Linked DNA regions of Homo sapiens: regions 2 and 3 are each linked to region 1. Evidence: chromatin loops called from intact Hi-C (ENCODE). Cell type or tissue: sigmoid colon. All regions are shown on one strand. Region 1 overlaps LOC105373456 (a long non-coding RNA gene). Region 2 overlaps LOC105373456 (a long non-coding RNA gene). Region 3 overlaps LOC105373456 (a long non-coding RNA gene).

Region 1 (2,500 bases):
TATGCATATTTATTGTTTTGATGTAATCTTTGTTGGTTATTTAGAGCAGATATGATCACCATACCCCAAGTATTCTGAAACACGTGAGTCTCTCCCATGGACATTTGTTCTATTTCATTGCATTGACTAGGGACTACCTAGGGACAGGGTTGAAGGTTGTGGTTATGTAAACTCAGATCCTTCATCATGTATATTCCATCTGAAGACAGCAATTAGACACATAACTAAAATACAAAGAAAGTACCTAATCACTAACTTGTAGAGTTATGTGGTTTAAATAAGAAAATTCCCTGGTAGGTAGAAAACTGCTAATATTAGCTGTTTTATTGATATTATTTTCTATCATCATCACCATCATCATCAGTGCAAGGAGGTAGTAACATAATTCTATGAATTGACAGAGGTGGAAGAATTTGATTTGCTGCTAGATTGATTCCATGGATATTGACAATGACCGCAAATATGGTCCTTGGATAAAGGATAGATAAAGGATAGGTCCTTGGAGAAAGGAAAATCATTAGTGGGCACACAGGGAGAACTGAAAGTGGAGAAGCAGGGATGTTTATTGCGCTGCTTTGTCAGGGTGCATTGTGGCAAAAAAAATCAAAACAAAACAAAACAAAAAACCTGTTTCAGTATTGGGGCCTATGCATTGACCTTTTGGTTCTGTCTTATTCTCTCTAATTAGCTCACTTCAACTTGGTGTGTTTTCTTTAGCATTGCATTTGGCATCAGCCTGGTCCCAGTATAACAATTTTGAGAGGATGAGAGACATGGATGGAAATAACCCCTCTAAAGTTACTATGACCTTCTCCCATAATGTATTGTAATGTGGTGGTAATGATAGGCACACTAGCTTCTGTACTTGAAGTTAAAAGAAAATTCAGTTCTGTTTTCTTTTCACCATCCACAAACTGTTATTTGTAATAACAGAGGGAAGAGTTTTCTATAGCTAGCCTGTCAGTGGTTCCAAACTGGAAATAACATCCAACCACTAACTGCTGTTTAATTTTTTTTTCTTTTTACTTTATTTCATGTGTAGCTATGTTTGCACAGCAGGGCGGCAAACATCTGAGGAAATGTCACTTGGAATAGCAAATAAGCTAGCAATGCCATTGTCTCTGCCTAAGGTTTTACCTTTGGTGTGTGTAGTTCTTATTTACTTTGGTGGGTTAATAGCCCCAGTTCACCAGAAAGACTTAATTTAAATAAAATGAAACCTGCGGGAAGATGAAAGGTGGCAAATGGCACTACTTGCCAAAATGTCAATTTCATGCTTGTGGTACTTTATTTCTCTAGAATGGGAAGCATTTCTAAGAGAAACCCATCACCAAGAGCATTGTTGGCTGCTGAATGACTGAGGGCAGAAGAAGGGAGTCCTGGTGAGAATTCAGCACAGGGCGGGGCCTGCAGAAGCCTAGATGCTCAGTGTATAATCTTTATATGTAACTAAACCCCAGACAGACTTCTTGTGTTTCTGAGGGATGCTCCTGTTTTCTCTCAGGGATTTCTATTTTGGGAGGTTGGCACAAAGAGACGTCAGTGGATGTTGGCAGAAACCATGTTTCTCTCCAGCTGCTCCAATGGAAATCAACATGTTACCGTGAGTCATATTTTTTCCTTTGCCAGTAGGGTTTTATACACCATCATCCCTACTCCAAGACATGCCTAGTGACCAGGAGCAGGAGGAATTCTTGGACCTCTGGGAGTTCATGGCCCTCTCCTTAAAGGAAGGGCCCAAACTCAAAGAAAAAGCTAGAGGTTAAGACAGAATCATACTACTTCCCTCCATAAAGTTGATAGTTTTCTCGTATCAGGGGCAGGATAGGGGCACAGATAATGGTATAGGGGTTCTTTTCTGGCACCTTGTGTCATATTATTTGCCCTTTTCCTCTCCAGCTAACTCCTTGTACCAGAGAGAAAAGCAAAGCATTTAAATTTATGAGTACTGATATAGTTCCAAGTCAGCATTTTAACTACTTTGCGTTTCAGTTTACACATCTGTAATACGTGAATAGTAACCACTTCCTCAGAATTGTTGAGAAGATGAAATTAGATAATTGAGTTTAGTGCATGTAAAATGTTCCCAGCAAAGTTCTGCTGGAGGTAAGCCTTTTTAGATCCAAGATTTTCAACCTAAGATTTACCTCCAGAAGTATTTTGCTGGGAAAATTTTACATGCACCAAACTCAACTGCTGTATTCATGATAGTAATATTTTTTCTTTTGTATAATACCTTTCTTCAAAGATACAACTAAGTATATAACAAAAATTCAACTCAGATATATTTCGTTACCCATCTTTCTTTATGCAAGCATGTACTTTCTTCCTATGATTTACTAGGCATAGGCATAGGCATAATGACATTTCAGAATTATGCTCGTTACCATGATGGCAACAAGGCTGGATGATGTAGCATTTAATCAGGCATAGTTCTGGCCTTTTAAACAGCTCACAGTCTGATAATATAATTTAATAAAACTATGTGTAATTCAAAATA
Region 2 (2,500 bases), 87 kb after region 1:
TTTTCTTCAAATCTACTTTCTGCAAGTACCATTCAAAACCAAAATGATCGTAAGTCAGTGTAGTTACAGACTACAAGGTAATGGCATCCAAATCATATGAGATTTGCCCTGTGACATGACTATTTGTTATTCTGGGTCAAATACTTTATAAAAAGGATACAAATGGTGTGCTTTCCTGCTCTATCAGACTTAATAATGGAAAAGATTTCTAAAGGTGCTTCTCTAATTCAGTGGCTTCACCATTGATACGATCACTAAAACTCAACCCTTAGAGTAACGTTTGATTCTTTTCTACATTTATTAATAGTTACCAAGTGTAGTTGGTGGCCCATTTAAAATGTTTCTCCCCTTAATCTTTTCTGTTCCGTCGTTACTTCCACCATCTCAAAGGATTCATAAATTTTGTTTCGGGAGCATGTCAGAAAAAAGAGATAGTGAGAGATAATAAGAGTCTTGACGAGGACAGTGGCTTCTGGATAAAAGGCCTTGGCCCAAGCAACGCCAAGGCTGTCATCTGCCTGGTGACACCAAAGTTTCATTGTAAATATATAGCAAAGCAGGAATCCTCTTTGGAAGCCAAAATATCTCACAGGCAGCAAAACAGATGGAAGAGCTGTGAATAATAAAAGGTCTTACAGGACTGAATCCAGGAAAGGGAGGATGCCTGTAGGTGAGGAAAGGGTTACAGGTCCCCCACGGCTCTGTTCAGCCACACATACACGAACAGGGTATACACAAAAACGCCATCCTAACTGACAGGCAGCTGATCATTTCTGCAGCAGACATTGGTCTTAATATCTGCATCCTAATTTATTTGACATCTGCAGAACATCCAAAGACAATATTCAAGTATGGGATGGGCAATCCGGCTGCTTTCTGAGTTCATCAAATATCTCACACTCCTTTTTCAAATGTTTTCAGTTTTGCAAAACTCAAAATGCATTTTGCCAAACATGTTCTCTGTTAATGTTTATTTAGAAGGGAATTTAATCCGTATGCTGCTGGTACATTTACACTTAACTCATCGAAATGTTTTACTAGAGTCATTTGATGTCCAAGAAACCTTTTGAGTCTTTTTTATAAGCCTCTTCAAGCCCATTTTGCTTCGAAACAGGAAGTCGCCTGTTACTAACCATAAATGAATGCACTCCCCAGAGGATTTGGTTTCATTTAAGACACTGAGAGACCACAAGGTCTCAGCCTACCCTGAACTCCACAGAAAAGATTTTTTCCTGAACCTACCGAGAATGAGCCATGCACAGATGAGGTGCTGTTATTATTTTCCAAAACGAAATCCTTTATGAAGAGGCATCTTTCATACAACTCCTGGGAAAGACGGTTACCGAAACAGAGCGCTAAATCATTGGCTTTGCGAGCTGCACCTGGTCAATGTCACTGTCTCCTATGAATCCACTTACCATTCAGAGCTCGTTTGCCAGTATTAATAGAACAAATAAAATGGAATGGGAGATAAAGATACCGACATAGTGATTTCTTGCTTCAGGAAAACCTTCCTGAGTTACAGACCAATACAATGTTCCCAACCACAAGCCAGGGAGCCAAAGCTGATATAAACACAGCATCCAAGCCACAGAACATGACTTGTTTAAGGCTTAATTCTGTGAAGTAAGGCAGGAAACAAGATTTATCCTTCTGGGAAACTTTTGGCATTTGCCTCGGGCTGGGCCTGATTACTCTCTGCCGTCCTCACCATCCATTACAGCTATCTGAAGGACATCAATTTTTTGCCCAAACTAAGGCAAGAGAGAAATGTCTCCATCTGAGTCCTGTAGAAATCTTTGTGTTTGACGTGGCATTAAACAACCAAGAGCGAACTGCCCTGTTGTGTGTTGCTGCGAGGATCATCGTTGCTATCTTAGGCCTTTTGGCTGTGAAGGGGAGTGAAATTAGTTGGGCTAAAGCCATTTTACAAACATAGTAAAAATAAATTACTACACTTATTAATTGAATCTTAAACTTGTCATTATGGCAAACTCTAAATTATTCCAAGAGCCTTCACTGAGACTTGGCAAAAATATTGGGTGCTGGAGGTCAGTTTTCATGTATGAAATCCAGCTTAGGTTATAACTGCACAGGCTACAGAGTAAACGTTCAAAGGATGAATGGGCCATTGAGAAGTAAATCAGACTCCCTGAGACTCTTAAATGAGTGCTGGAAGATTTCAAGCCATCAGTGTGGTGGGCTACCAATAGAATTGAGCTGTTAATAGAAGATAATTTGGGGCTGTTTAATATCAAGTATTTTTCTTTGTCATGTGTGTGTAAGAGTTTGTTTTTCAACGTGTCTTGTGTCTTTATGTCATGTTATTTTAGTTGTTTTAACTGCATGCTGATTGGGCACCGAAAGCTGTGAGTTAGTCCTTGGCCCACATTGTAATTCCTGGGCACAAGGCTGGAGTGTTTACACTGCAGGGGGATGTTCAGACTCTGACCCAACTGGGAGACATTTCGGTTAACATTTGGCTTTACTTACTTGTCCT
Region 3 (2,500 bases), 98 kb before region 1:
GGCTATTTCTGTTGGTTTTTGTGATCATGTTCACAAGCAAAGCTATAAATCTTACAACATAGAACAATCTGTGGTTTGAGTGAAAGCTGAAGGCTGGAGGTGGAGAGATCTTTCTTCCAGCTCCACTTAATGGTCCAAGACTCAGCTGCCCTTTGATCTTGGAGTGGAGATTTGGCTTTCAGAGAGAGTACACAGGTGGCAATATGTAAACAAAATAACACCCCAGGGCCTTTGTCAGGCCTTTGGAAAACAAAGTGGAAACATGGTTGGCTCCTAAGCTGACTGGACATTAAATAATGAGTCTGACACATAGTGAAGTCTTCACACCCTCAGCCATTCACATGGACCTATGACAAGTTGATGCACTTCCAAAGGGTTCACTGGCTTTTCCCTTGCCTAACCCCAAACCACGCTTATTTTTGCACACGAAGTTTTAGTAACAAAATAGAAAATGTGCATCTCTGCCCTGGGTTTATCGCTGAGCCCTTCCTGAACATTCTCAAGATCCATCCCAGAGTGAGTTCTATGGGATCAATGTGGGAAGAGATTTAAAAAAAAAAAGTGGTTCTTTCCTTCCTTCCTCCCCTTCCCTTTCCCCTTCCCCTTCCCTCCTTCCTTCCCTCTCTCCCTCCCTCCCTGCTTGCTTGCTTGCTTTCTCTCTCTCTCTTTTTTCTCTGTCTCTCTCTCTTCCTTCCTTCCTTCTTTTTTTCTCTCTTTCCTTTCTTTCCTTTTTCTTAGTAGAAAACAAGAACACAAGAAAGGAGTGGGTTTGGGCACTCTTGAATTATTTCTCCATTTTACCCTCATGGAGGGACTAAAGCTGGTACTGTTTCTTGAGAACCTGTCCTGTCTCTGGCCCCATGCCCACCGACTTTCCTGGAACCTCTACCTGGGTCTCCGAGGGCCTGGCAGCAGCTGAAAGGGAGAGCTCTGTGCAGAGCAAAGGCAGGCTTTATTAAGACATTGGTTCAGATGGGGCCAAGCAGTCAGAGGCAGAGGAGGGACTGTCTCATTCACTCACCTCCGGACCAGAAGCCTCTCTTGTACTCAGGGACTGACTCATTCCTTGTCTCACCCCTGTTCTCTTATGAATTCCTCCAGAGCAAGAAACAGTATTTGTGTATTTTGAGAAGTCAAGGGCCAGTGTTAAATGTTCCTACCTCTGAGAGAAAGCACATTGCCTTCCTCATTGTCGTGCTGGGAAGAAACCCCAGCTCTTCCGTGTGTTCAAGACTCCAACCAGGCCTCCTCGGTGCCAGGTTCTCATCCGCGCCGCACCCCTGAGAACAAGCAGCAAGACTCAGCTGCAGTTAATTTTCATTTGCTGTTTGTATATAAATGCTTTTAGTACTTAAACTAAATTCAGATCAATTAAACTAATGTTGTTTGACATAATATTCCTTGTTCCAAAATCAATATCCCTTCATTTGACAGACTTATTCTTGAATTCAGGATGTTTATTGTTCTTAAAGCTTACCTATAGACCTGGTTTTTGTCTTTAATGATATAAAACAGTTCTTCTTCACATACTGTACGCCAGCATGTAATGGGGCTCAAATTTCTCTGGTAAATATCTTTAATTGTACCATCATGCCTTTTAATCTCAGCAGTACATGACCACTCTTTCTCTGTCTCCATTTGTCTCCTTAGTTTTAAATACATTCCTTTAGTGGTGTCTGTTTAGAAAGAACTGGGGTGAAGGAAAGAGCCAGGCTGAGATTTGCAGTCCGGAGCTCCCTCTTTCCAAAGAGCAGGGCCAACAGAGCTCTCCCAGCCTGGCTATTTAACTATGGCCACTTATTCTTCGCCAGATCCCCAACTCCCCCTCTGACCCAACCCAGTCCTCATAAAGTAACATGCAGCTACTAAAACGCACCATGTTTTCTCACTGGTCTTTCCCCTATGCCCTGCAGCTCTTCTTCACCCTGCTTTTGGCTCTTATAAATCTTTTTCTGTTTTCCCTGGCCTTTGTCCAGAGACAGGCCTTGCTTGGCTTTGGGGAGAGAAGCCTGAGGGTCATTTATCACTTGAACAGTGGGAATGGGGGATTGAGCGGTAGTTTTTTTGCTGTCACCATGGCAAAGGTCTGTGCACAGTTACCTAATTGGAAGAAGCTGGCCCCAGTTCCTATAATTGCCCCACCTTGATAACTGTCCAGCTCAGACTTGCTCACTTCATGATGAAGGAAAGAATCTGTGCAGAGGAAGGACCCTCTCGGCGATAAAACAGGAATGGTTTGCAATGTTTTTCTTTTTTTTTTCCAGGCAAATATATTCTTTAAATTAATAGTTATTGAAACTATAGAAGCTGGCATTTGTGAGAGCTTTAATCAGCCTCTGAAATATACCCGACTTTGCTCTGTGACCAGCCTTCAGACAAGATGAAGCCTCATGAAACCTGAGCTGGGCTTGCTTGTCTGAGTCTTCCTACTGGAAAGGCTCCTGCAGCAAAGTGTGCCCAGACCCTAGAAAGGGAGCTGCTCTGCCCCACTGCGCGCGCG

The links. A loop is a pair of places that touch in the nucleus more often than their neighbours do. Peaks named below come from ENCODE experiments on the same cell type or tissue, not always from the same donor. Only the 100,000 strongest peaks of a DNase experiment are listed, where the experiment ranks them.
Region 2: a loop joins it to region 1, with 8 times the contacts of the local background. A loop is called at or near these places in 3 of 110 quality-filtered maps.
Region 3: a loop joins it to region 1, with 2.4 times the contacts of the local background. A loop is called at or near these places in 2 of 110 quality-filtered maps.

The regions. Positions count from the first base shown.
Region 1 is chr2:18,888,636-18,891,135 of GRCh38, forward strand. The region is part of intron 4 of LOC105373456 (a long non-coding RNA gene); the gene reads left to right. Among named protein-coding and RNA genes, the nearest start is that of LINC01376, 140 kb to the right of the region's middle. In sigmoid colon, no CTCF peak of the experiment used is centred here; a DNase peak (open chromatin) is centred at 1,536.
Region 2 is chr2:18,975,198-18,977,697 of GRCh38, forward strand. The region is part of intron 5 of LOC105373456 (a long non-coding RNA gene); the gene reads left to right. Among named protein-coding and RNA genes, the nearest start is that of LINC01376, 51 kb to the right of the region's middle. In sigmoid colon, no CTCF peak of the experiment used is centred here; DNase peaks (open chromatin) are centred at 1,384 and 1,714; H3K4me3 peaks cover 594 bases; H3K27ac peaks cover 1,374 bases.
Region 3 is chr2:18,790,456-18,792,955 of GRCh38, forward strand. The region is part of intron 4 of LOC105373456 (a long non-coding RNA gene); the gene reads left to right. Among named protein-coding and RNA genes, the nearest start is that of NT5C1B-RDH14, 200 kb to the left of the region's middle. In sigmoid colon, no CTCF peak of the experiment used is centred here; DNase peaks (open chromatin) are centred at 916, 1,246 and 1,876.